3 separate regions of the Homo sapiens genome follow, and all the other regions are linked to region 1. A link is a loop called in an ENCODE intact Hi-C map of the cell type or tissue named here. Cell type or tissue: endothelial cell of umbilical vein. All regions are shown on one strand. Region 1 holds the start of C2CD4B (C2 calcium dependent domain containing 4B). Region 2 holds the start of MIR8067 (microRNA 8067). Region 3 overlaps C2CD4A (C2 calcium dependent domain containing 4A).

Region 1 (4,000 bases):
ATAGCTAGGTGAGAAAATGCCACAAAAAGTATCATCTTGTTTACAGAGGCAAGAAAGATTTCTAAGATTTCCTAGGTAAGGAAGAGAGAGACCCCAGGAATAGCTATTCCCTAGATAACCCATCTATTGGAAGGTCCTCCACTTCCCTGTTTTCCTCACCAATTTTTGAAAAACTCACTTCCAAAAGAAAACTTTCTACAAAAAAATTTTCTTCCCACCAGGGTATATACATCCTTATAATACAAGTGTCTCACTCTGATGTGTGCGCGTGCGCAAACACAAATTAGGATATTACCTATGCCGCATCAATATGTAAAGCTGTGTATATGAATCGTAACGTTGGGCATGACTCTGAATGAATAACTTGCTTTATTAAAAAAAAACTGTAACATTGATAGAAAACCGGAAGGAATTAAAAACAATGCAGATGGGTGTACTTCCTTTCTCTCCCAGTCCCAAGCCAACCCATTTTTCCTTGGAATGCAAAAATGGTCTGGAAAGAGATATGGGGGTCCTGTGAACAGAACAGGGAGTCATTATCTTTTTCTTCTTTACCAATAGACGATGACAAATGTGGATGGTGAGGAAGTAAAACGTCAATAAAGCAGTATCATAAATAAAAAAATAAATAACGTTTATTCTGTACCACGCGGCTGTCAGTGTCCGGAGTCTCCAGGGCAGAGCGCCCCGGGGAGGGCTGGGCCCTCAGAGCAGCAGGAGGGCGCCCAGGGACAGCTCACCCTGGCCCAGCAGGCGGCCCCGATCCCGGCCGCGACCCTCATCCCGGGCCTTGACGCGAACGGCCAGGCGGCGCACCTCGTCTTCCGAGAGGCCGTCGAAGCAAAAGTCCTGGTCAAAGGAGGCCTTGCGGCTGCGCCCCACCACAGCGCTGCATTGCCAACGCGCAGTGCCCGGCGGCCGCAGGACGAGGCTGAGGCGGCAGCGGACGGCGCGGGGCCCGGGGGCGCCTCCGAACAGGCTCTCCGCGCGGAGCAGCCGGAGGCGGAGACGCCGGGTTCCCGGACAGTACTCAGCAGCCAGGCGCAGGGCGTCGCCGGCGCGGCCCAGAGCCACGGTGCCCTTGGCCTCCAGGCGCTCAGGAAGCGGGGCCCTGGATGACAGCGGGCTCGAGGAGGGGGCCCGGGCCGGGGACTCGGATCCCGCGCGGCGCTCCTCGTCCTCGTTCCCGCTGGAGACGGAGCGGACGCGGGCCAGGCGGCGACTCCTTCCAGCCCGCAGCGCGCGACTCAGCAGCCCGTCGGGGACGCGCAGGAGGCGGCAGCGGCGGGGCCCCGCAGCGAGCGCGTCCTGGGGCAGGCGGGGACCGCCGGGGGCCGCGGGGGTGGCCGGGCCCGGACCTCGCGGGCCGCACAGGGTCCCCAGGGGGGCGTCCGGGCCTCCGCCGCCGCCGCAGCTGTGGGCCCGGGGCCGGGGCGCGGGCGGGCCCCCGAGCAGGAGCGACTCCTTGCGGCGCGTGTGCGGGCTCTCGAGCAGCGCGCAGAAGCCGTAGGTGGTGCGCACACGGGGCAGGTGCGGCAGTGACAGCGCTGCCTGCGAGCGCGGGTCCCAGTCCGTGCGGCCGGCGTCCTCGTCTGCCGCGCGGGGCCACAGGTCGCTTTCAGCGGCGCAGCGCCGGGGCACGGCGGCGGCCCGGATTGGAGACTCGAGCGTGCAAGGGGCCGGCAGCCGCGGCGGGATGCAGAATTCGGGGATGCGATTCGGCGTGAGCACTTTGGCGAAGGCGGGCTTCGGCGCGGAGCTGCCTGCGGCCGAGGAACAGAGTTTCTCGAGGAGCCGCATCCTTGGAGGCTGGGGCTAGGAGTGGCGGGAAGAGGTGCGCCTGCGGGGGAGAGAAGCTGCTGAGTTTGGGCGCCTGGAGCTGCTGCAGCCCCTCGACGCGGCTGGATCCCTCCCCCAGACCCTGTAAACGTCCCCCACGTGTTTAAGACCCCAGACCAGTTCCAGCCTTCCTCTCCCCTGCACCCACAACAAATCAGCCCCGCTTCAGACCTTTCTCTCTTCTTCAGTGTCTCTGGATCTGGTTGCAAGCTCAGTGCCAGTGGCCTCTAGCCCGCTGCCGAGGCGCCACCTTCAGTACTGCGGCCAGGAGAGTGGCGCTCCCCTCTTATACCGTAGGCTGAGTCCCGCCCAGCCGCCAGCGGCCCAACCCGGAGGTGCTGCACAGCCCGCCTTCCCGCCACCCTCTCCCACGACGCCGGGAGGTCTGCATGCACTGGGCGCTCAGGTCTGCGCGAAGCTGTCGCGGGAGCAGGCACCTTGTGGTCAGCTCTGGGACCCGCATTTGCAGTGAGTGCGTGGAGCCCCAGGCAAGGCCTGGGAAAGGTTGCAGGTGAAGAGAGGGCACCCTGTCGTCCTGCCAAGGAAAAATTGGCGGCTGAAAATGTTTCTGGCTTCTTGGAGAAGGTGAGGCTGGACGAGGAAACAGGAAGTTAATTTGGCTAGGAGATAAACCGTCACTCACCCTGCATGTAACCTGGACGTGACCTGCACGTCCTGGGAGCTTCTGTTTTCCTGTCCCCACGCACTCGCAGCGTGCAGACCAATATGGTTTCCAGTTATTTATATACTTATTTACTGTCTGTCTCCCTCTGCTAGACTGTGCTCTTTTTGATAGCATAGGCCCTGGCTCAGTCCATGCCCTAAGTACTGGTGAAGTGGGTAAATTAATCGTTGAGAAAATTTCTGATCGCTTCTTGGTCTTTTGGCTAAGATCAAGTGGAGAAAGCCTCTGAATGGCTGCAGGCTCTGCCTGTCATCTTGATAGTTACAAAACATGGGGCTTCTGGCTCCTGCCCTAAAATAACACTTGACGTTTTTAAAACTACCCCTTTTTTTTTGCTCTAGCACGGAGGTATCCAGTTAGAAAGCACCTTCCCGAAATATAGATTCCTTCTTTCCACCCCCGACCTTCATTTTCTGAGATGTGAAGACTGAAATCCCAGAGGGACCTGAGGAAATTCCAGAAAGGTTAAAAAGAGCCAGTTAATGGCAGAAGCTGGAACTAGCAATTTCCTGTTTCTTTGGCTTTGCATGTGATGCTTCCTGTGATCTGAAATGCCTTTTCTCTGCTTTTTCTTTATATAGGAATTCCTGTTTATTTTCTGTAATTCAGCCCACGCATCGTCCCTTTCAGGTGCCTTCACCCACCCAGCCGCCGCGGAACTCCCCTGCTCCAGTTCCTCAGTCCCTCCTCATTTCCTTCCTACATCTAGGGGCCACCATTGTTGCGGTTCGCATGCTGCTTTGGAATTTTCGGTTTACAGTTTTGTCTCCCCCTAATAGCCTTGTGGGTTTTCAGTGGGCAAGGACTGGGGCAGCTCAACCAGAAGGGGATTTCGGGAGTCTATTATGAATAAATGAAAAATAAAAGTCCTAAGATCAAGAACTGGGATTGCCTCCATCCCGGTTGCCTTATCCAGGCTACAAGCCTGGCTGTCTTATTCGTCTCTACGTAATTCTAGCACCCAGGATACAATGCCAGGCAAATAGTAAGGGCTTAGTAAATATTTGATGAATTGTATTGAATTGATACTGATCTGCAGGTCTTATGACTGTCAGGTGCTATCAACCACATATCTCTCTACGTAATTTGATTTCTTTCTCACAGAAAACCAATAAGGAAGACATTTTTTCTGTTTCCCAGATGAGAAACTGAGGGACTTGTCTAGGGTCATTCAAGCTATGATCATAGCGTACATAGAGCCTAAGTCCTAGCTTTTTGGCTAATTTCTTCTAATTCATTCCGTCTTTCCTTTCTTCCTTTTTTCTGTTCTTCCATCCTTCCTCCATCTATTCACTCAGTTCAATATAATGCAGAGTCTACTGTGTGATTTGTATCGCCCTTTACACCCAGAATGTTAATTCTTACAGCATCTCAGTCTACTGTTAAGTAGTATTTTCCACTATACTTGCTTTGGAATAAGCCCCACTATTTTTAAATCCTTAAAGGTGAAAAGAGTAAGTGTTTCTCTGGGCTAAT
Region 2 (4,000 bases), 140 kb after region 1:
AAGGATAGTAGGGCAAGTTTTAAGACATCAGAGGAAACCAACAGACAAATCCAGAATAAGGGACATTCCATAATGTGTAAGACAATTGAAGCATGGTCTCTTCAAAGAGTCTTTTTTTTTTTACAAAGAACTGTTGGCCAGGTGCGGCGGCTCACGCCTGTAATACCAGAATTTTGGGAGGCCAAGACGGGTGGATCACGAAGTCAGGAGTTCAAGACCAGCTGGGCCAAGATGCTGAAACCCTGTGTCTACTAAAAACACAAAAATTAGCTGGGCGTGGTGGCAGATGCCTGTAATCCCAGCTACTTGGGAGGCTGAGGCAGGAGAATCGCTTGAACCCGGGAGGCGGAGGTTGCAGTCAGCTGAGATCACACCACTGCACTCCAGCCTGGATGACAGAGCAAGACTGTCTTAAAAAAACAAAAAACAAAAAAACAAAAAACTCTCCTATATTAAAAGAGACTAAAGAGATGTGGCAACCAATGAACCAATGCATGAGTTTTAATTGGATGCTAGTTTCAGAGGGAAAACATCTTTAAGAGATATTTTGGGAACACACAGGTAGACAAAGCAAATGTGGCAAAATATTAGCAACTGTTGAATCTTCCTGTTGGAAATATGCATGTTTATTATACTATTCTTGTATGTTGACAATTTTTATGAATAACTTTTTAAAATCTCATTTGAAGACAGACAAAAAATAACTCCAGAGCCAATATATCCTGCTGGGCAGAAATATCAAGAAAATATCTTTGGTCAGCCAGTATGCTAGCCTCTACTTCTGTCACATTTTCTAAGTCCTCTTCCAGGTATTATTACCTTCTTGTCGGTAACATCCTTCCTGGAACCCCAGGGATAAGCAATGATGTGACCACTGATCCTCCTTTCCCTCCCACCTCTTTGAGAACTTCAGACAATTTAAAAAGAATAAATGGTGACTGAACATAGATAACCCTCTGGGAGAGAATTCTACAGAGTTCTCTCCGACCTCATAATGCAGCGTTCTAGTTGAGAATCCACAAGGTGAAATTTCCATATTCAGCACACATTCCTTGTCCTGTCCAACCTTTGGCTCATAACTTGTTACTTTTCATGTATTTGTGTATTTGCCCCCCTTACCAACCTCCATGAGACGGGAATTCATCTTTAGATCGCCGATAGGGCCGGGGGCAGTGGCTCGCGCCTGTAATCCCAGCACTTTGGGAGGCCAAGGTGGGTGGATCACCTGAGGTCAGTATTTAGAGATCAGCCTGGCCAACATGGTGAAACCCCATCTCTACTAAAAATACAAAAATTAGCTGGGTGTGGTGGCACGTGCCTGTAATCTCAGCTACTCAGGAGGCTGAGGCAGGAGAATTGCTTGAACCTGGGAGGCGGAGGTTGCAGTAAGCCGAGATCGTGCCACTGTACTACAGCCTGGGTGACAGGGCGAGACTTCGTCTCAATCAATCAATCAATAACTATAGCATGTAGCATATGTACTGTACACAAAGTAGGTGTAAATATTTCTACTGAATGAGTGAATGAATGAGTGAATGAATGAATGGATGAAATTCTGAAGTTCGGGGAGGACTTACCCAGGAAGAACACAGTGGGCAACACAGAAGGAGCTGATACAAAGAAGCAGAGAGATTTTTCTGAAGATATCTGAAGGTACCGTCTATGTACACATAGATCTTAGAATCGGGAACCAAAGGACACTGAGAGCCCTTGGAAACCATTAACCTTTCTTGCCCGCCCGCAGCACAGCTGGTGTAAGCTCTTTCGACTCAGTGAGAAATATCCCTTTCTTAGCTTTGAGGACAATGCTTGTTTTTCCCATTCATTAAAATGCATACACCTGCAAAAATCAATTTTTTTTTGATGATGGTGCAGTCAGGATCGGAACACCATTAAACTGTTCCTGCTGCTGCTAATTAGAATTAACTCATTAGCACAGAGGGCTAAGCTGGAGGTGCCAACAGCTCAGCTTCCTGCTTCACCTCTCTCTCTGCTGACAGACCAGGAAGGAAATGAAATATACTTAGTTGAAACGATCTAGTGGCTTCGCAGGAAACGGGTCTTGCCAGATTTCAGGGCCTTCTGCTCTTCACTGACCTGGAAGAAAAGAGTTCCACTCATGAATTCTAAGGAAATTTATCCTCAAAATGGGAACTTGGAAGAGACAACCAGAAAACACCAGTACTTATAACGCTCTTTGGAAGACGTCACTCATCTGGGTCAGGCGCAGTCGTTCTAGCTTAACTCATGTACACTGGTAACCTAGTGCTCCCAGGCCTTGCGGAGCAGTCCTGCACAAGGCCCTTAGGAGACGGAGGTTACAGGAAAGGCCGGCAGCTTTATTTTGTAAGACTAGCAGAGCCACCTTGTGGTTGCTTTAGAAAATTGTGTTTGAGACTGCGGTCTCAAACACTAGAAACAGCATTAAATGATGACCCCAGAGGCAGGAGACGCAAAAAGGAGGAAAGCAGCCAGTATTACCAAGGAAACTTGGAAGCAGAGATAGTAGCATTAAAAAAATTAGTTCTGTTGACAACTATGTTTAAGCAATTTTGAGTTAAAGTTAAAACAACTTCCTCCTCAGACCCTCTAAGATGTTCTCATTGATTGTGAAGCTCTAACAGCAGTATATTCAGCAGTATTTTAAGGATTAGTATGTGTGATCTGAATTTGATAAACACTCTTTAGAGCCACATGGTGAATTACACAAAAATCACACCTGTCAGTACATGAAAATGTTCCTCCATTATTAGAGAAATCTAGTTACTAGAAAACAGTAATGTTCTTTGATGACACTAGCCTGGAAGGCTCAAGTGTGGATTCTTTCAGCTGTACAGTTCCTTCAGGTGTATTTGATCTAATTCAAGCAGGGCATTCCCTTCCAACACTCCTGAAAGATGGTCACACAGGCAGTGGCTGACAATGCCGCGGGCCCCAGCATGTTTGGAGCTCATCAATGTGAAGTGACTCATTCCCTCTGTGTTCAACTCTGTAGGAATTTCTTATATTGGGCTGAAGTCAGCCTCTATGCCTTACATGAATTGGTCTTAGTTCTGCTATTTGAAGCTCCACAGAGTGACTAATCTTTTTCCTTCATGACAATCTTTCAGGAATTTGAAGAGTTGTTATGTCATCTCATCTCAAAATCATCTCCAAGGAAAGCTACCCCAGCATTTTCTATCACCTATAATAGTACCTGGATGTGGTTTTCAGACTCTTCAACCTCCTGGTTACCCTCCTAAAAGCACTTCCTCTGCCTCAGTGTCCCACTTAAAAAGTGTGTGACTTGGAATTGGATACAGCACTTCAGAGCAATGGGCAGTGGGACTACCCCGATATTATATACACAGAGAAAATATTTAATGAACTCTATAATTTTATCAAGGTGTTGAGCTTTTTGAGCACCAACATCTTGAGTAAAAAAAAAAAATCTTTTTACATAGTTGCTAAGCCAGGATTCCCACATTCTCTATGTTTGTACGTACATTGTTTTTTATAACATAAATGTCACACTTCATTCAGTCCTACTTAATTCAATTGGTGGTAACCCATCACTTTAGCTTCTGGAGATATTCTTCCCAACCACTGATTTATCTATTTGTTCACCCTTCCATTCATTCAATAAAGATTTATTGAACAGCTTTTATGTATTAATCATTTCTTAGGCTCTGGGGATTCAAAGACAGTGTCTGTTGCAAAGGAGCTTACTACCATCTAGTAAGAGAGCATTGGTAATTGTTTCTATAATGTCACTGGGTCCTATAGTTGTCACTGGAAACCTTTCTCCAAAATTAGACTGACCCACACCACAACTGTTTAGTTGGGGTACTTCTAGCAGATAAAACTTTATCTGAAGTTATCATGAGAAATTTATCAGTTGTCTTGCTGAAAACAAGATTAGGCCTACACTATTAAACCAGTAAAATGTTGCCGGGCACGGTGGCTCATGCCTGCAATCCCAGCACTTTGGGATCACGAGGTCAGGAGATTGAGATCATCC
Region 3 (4,000 bases), 94 kb before region 1:
ACCCTGTCTGCAAATAATAATAATAATAATAAATAGTTTTACAAGCGTTAATTTATGTTTTAACCCCCAAAAGGAGGCACTGCTATGCCCATTTTACAGATGAGGATATTGAGGCACAGAATAAAGAGCAGAGCCAGAATTTGAACCTAGACAATCAGCATTTCACTCATTACTCTTATGTAGGTAATACCACAGTGTCTAAAGGGCTCGCTATTAAAGTTGCGAGTATTGTGCAACTTCTCTCTGAAACTGTTGACACTGAAGTTCGTGTCTACTTGTATTCCTCATCCTGCTTTTGGTGAAAAAACAAATTGCTTGAAATGAATAATTTATTATCTCATGCTAATAACTTCAGGCATTGAGATGAGCTGATGGGTCTAAAGCTCTGAGGAGGAAGCTAACCGGCCTCAGAATCATAGAAATGGGTGCCAGCCTTGTTGTAACCAGGTGAGTTTATCTGCTGGAACAGGCAGTGGAGAGTGTACAGATAGCATGGTTTTACCTCTGGCTTCTGATAATAATTCCAGATTTAACAATCCTGTTTTAGAGGACGATTTTCCCTCATCCCTTGAATTCACTGCCAGCAGGGCATTTTTTTCTTTTTTTTATGCAAATAGGAAAATGCATCCTAAATGAGGGTTTAAAAAATTGAAAATATTTAAATATACAGGATGGTGTTAAATATGACTCCATTATCAATCTGGATTCAGAAATGGTTTCTGCTTTATTTTATTTCATTTTATCTTTTAGAAACAAGGCGTCACTCTGTCACCCAGGCTGGAGTGCAGTGGTGTGATCATAGCTCACTGCAGCCTCTACCTCCTGACACAAGCTGTCATCCCGCTTTGGCTTCTCAAAGTGCTAGGATTATAGGCGTGAGCCACCATGCCCGACCAGTTTCTGCTTTTATTAAAATTGTTCACAGTTTTATACATTCATGTTCATTAAAAATGCTATTTAGAAAAGAGTTTGATAAAATAAATATTATACAAAATTCGAAGAAAAAAGAAAAGAGTTTCTGTTTCAGTCACAAATTAGGGTTATTGTGATGTGTATTTATGATGACCATTGAACAAATGTGAAGAATACTGTGAATTCTATGACTTTATCAAAATCAGCCACATCCAGGAGCTTGCAGTTGTTGACCAAATGAATGATGACATAGAGTAGTTCAGATCTATCATGTGCTCTTCTATCTAATCAGTCAATATTTCCTTGGCCCTCAAGCCAACATTCATTTTTTATGTATAACCTTCTTCATGATTTTGAAATTTTGATAGGGTAACTGCTAATGAGTTCACAAATGTAGCACTTTAAAAGGAAAATAAATGGAGAGTGAAAACAACTTGGCTACGTATAATTGTGGGTTTTAATTTTTCTGTTTTTAAAATAAAAAATGGCATTGATAGTTTCAATAGCCCAAGTTTTTATTCCAGAAGATGTTGCAATAACTGTTGTCACTAGATTATATACATGTCATTTTATTAAGTAGATTTTTTTTCGTGAAAGTAAATCAGTGCATTTGAGGGATCTAAATTTTTTATGAAATAGTGGTGGTGATTTCCAAACAGAATCACCATTAATGGCAAGTTATGGTTGATCAAATAACCTGAGTCTAATCAAAAAGGTTTTAAAGGGGCTGAGATAGAATCATAAATGATAAAATCATAAAATTTTAGAGTTGAAAAGAACTTTAATAATCATTTTGTGCCGGGTGCGGTGGCTCATGCCTGTAATCCCAGCACTTTGGGAGGCCGAGGCAGGCCGATCACAAGGTCAAGAGTTTGAGACCAGCCTGACCAACATAGTGAAACCCTGTCTCTACTAAAAATGCAAAAAAATTAGCCGGGTGTGGTGGTGCACACCTGTAATCCCAGCTACTCGGGAGGCTGAAGCAGGAGAATCACTTGAACCCAGGAGGTGGAGGTTGCAGTGAGCCAAGATCGCGCCACTGCACCCCAGCCTGGACAACAAAGCGAAACTGTCTCAATAAATAAATAAACAAATAAATAAGTAAATATTTAAAAATAATCATTTTGTGCAAATCTATATCATAGAAGTGGACCAGAGAAGCAAATTTTAGATTGCCCCAAATCACACAGTCAGTAAAAAGAGCTGAGACTAGAACCAATTTGATTTTCATTTTGCTCTTCAATCTAATGGCTCTTTGACTACTAATTCCAGGAAAAGAGAAACACTGTACATCACTAATCTAATCTAATGTTTTTGCATTCAAGAAATCTTACTTGCAATACAAATGTTTGGGATAACATTAGCCTTTCTGGGGCAAATTTAAATTTCATTTACACTTTACTGCCCTCTAGTGGATCCCTCAAGTGTTTTGTCAATTGGCTCTACCCCTATTATTAGATATTAGACCATTTCAACTAAAGGTCAATCTAATGCCAGGACCCTATTTTCTTGAAGACCTTTGCTAATATTAGATTGTAGTGAAGATTCACATTGCAAAGTAACTTAATACACCTATCTGAGAGCACAAGGTGGCAAAAATATTTTAGATTTAAATAAAGAGGGGAAAACTTTTTCCTTTAATAATGAAGTTGGGAGTGTGTGGCAATAGCATGTTGGTTACAGAAAACTGCTTTTAATAGTTCTCATGTTTCTTCTCATCAAGCTTTAGTACTCACATCTTCTCCATAAATGATATGGCATGATCTTGCTTCTTTGTGGTTTAAATATCTTTTCTTTGAACATATTCAAAGAAAAGCCCTACACAATAAACAGAATATGCCGGTTTAAATAGCATCAGTTGAGTAAAAATTTTAACACTGCATTGTCAGCTGGTTTTACAAAGATAATGTATTCTAACCTAAAATGCTAGCTTCAGTATGGCTCAAATATTCCCAGATGATAATTTCTTTGAATCTGATTTTCTTTTATACACACCTCAACAATTCACATTCTCCCCATATCCATCCCCAGCACTTAGTTTAACCATGGCATTTAAGAAACTGTTCTGCCTCCAGGCTTTTGAGTTCACAGAAAAAACAGATGCACGACAGCCCATGGTGTTTTGAAACCCAAGTTTTACTATTCTGTACATTCACGTAGCAAAATCCCATCAAATTAATGTCATAGACATTATAAGCCCATAATAAAATTCTTAGCTAAGAATTCTCCATAGCCCTACTGATTCTGCCTTCTATTACTGTAGATTAGTTCAATCTGTAGAATTTTATATACATGGAAAAATTAAGTATATATTCTTTTTGGGGGAATCTGGCTCCTTTCACTCAGCATTATTGAGATATATCCATGTTGTTGCCTATATCAATAGTTCATTCTTTATATTGCTGACTGGATGACTATCAAATGTCTAAACCCCAATTATTTTATCCCTTTATCTGTAACTGTTTTCCTTGCACTCATTATTTGTTTCTTTTTTCCCTTCTCCTCTTTTTCTGATTTCTCTGGTTTTAATTGAACATTTCATAGGATTTTACTTTATCCTCTTTCTTAGCATATCAATCATAGTTCTTTTTAAAATTTCTTTAGTGTTTGCCCTAGTGTTTGCATTATGCATTTGCAAGTAATCTAAATCCCTTTCAACTAACACTATACCAAGCTTGTCCAATCTGCAGTCCGTGGACGGCATGCGGCCCAGGATGGCTTTGAATACGGCCCAACACAAATTTGTAAACTTTCTTAAAACATTATACGATTTTTTTTTTGCTTTTTTTTTTTAGCTCATCAGCTATTGTTAGTATATTTTTTGTGGGGCCCAAGACATTCTTCTTCTAATGTGGCCCATGTCAAAAGATTGGGTACCCCTGCACTATATACTGCTTCATGGGCAGGTAGCTATATTATAATAGGGTATTCCCAATTCCTCCCTCCCTTCCCTTAACACATTGTAATTTATTTAATTTATCTGTTCTTTGGTGTCTGTCATTCATTTGGAAAAACTTTCATCCATTTTTACTTCATTTGCTTCATTCTCTCTTTCTTTTCCTCTCAATCACTCATATGTTACATCTTT

What was found. Peaks named below come from ENCODE experiments on the same cell type or tissue, not always from the same donor. Only the 100,000 strongest peaks of a DNase experiment are listed, where the experiment ranks them.
Region 2: it touches region 1 in a loop (2.7-fold over the local background); 2 of 110 quality-filtered maps call a loop at or near these places.
Region 3: it touches region 1 in a loop (4-fold over the local background); 4 of 110 quality-filtered maps call a loop at or near these places.

What each region holds. Positions count from the first base shown.
Region 1 is chr15:62,163,185-62,167,184 of GRCh38, forward strand. It overlaps C2CD4B (C2 calcium dependent domain containing 4B), which reads right to left and starts at 2,101. Exons shown (of 2, transcript NM_001007595.3): 1 at 2,011-2,101; 2 at 351-1,840. The coding sequence starts at 1,800. The coding sequence ends at 706. LOC124903502 (a long non-coding RNA gene) reads left to right here and starts at 2,229. Exons shown (of 2, transcript XR_007064669.1): 1 at 2,229-2,988; 2 at 3,106-3,410. RefSeq lists enhancers at 1,552-2,151, 2,152-2,751. In endothelial cell of umbilical vein, no CTCF peak of the experiment used is centred here; DNase peaks (open chromatin) are centred at 417, 987, 2,107 and 2,947; H3K4me3 peaks cover 2,468 bases; H3K27ac peaks cover 3,345 bases.
Region 2 is chr15:62,304,733-62,308,732 of GRCh38, forward strand. MIR8067 (microRNA 8067) reads right to left here and starts at 2; the gene lies at 1-2. In endothelial cell of umbilical vein, a CTCF peak has its summit at 2,356 (motif pointing left); a DNase peak (open chromatin) is centred at 2,329; H3K27me3 peaks cover 181 bases.
Region 3 is chr15:62,069,573-62,073,572 of GRCh38, forward strand. It overlaps C2CD4A (C2 calcium dependent domain containing 4A), which reads left to right. Exons shown (of 2, transcript NM_207322.3): 2 at 1-1,345. Among named protein-coding and RNA genes, the nearest start is that of C2CD4A, 4.6 kb to the left of the region's middle. In endothelial cell of umbilical vein, a CTCF peak has its summit at 2,358 (motif pointing left); a DNase peak (open chromatin) is centred at 2,299.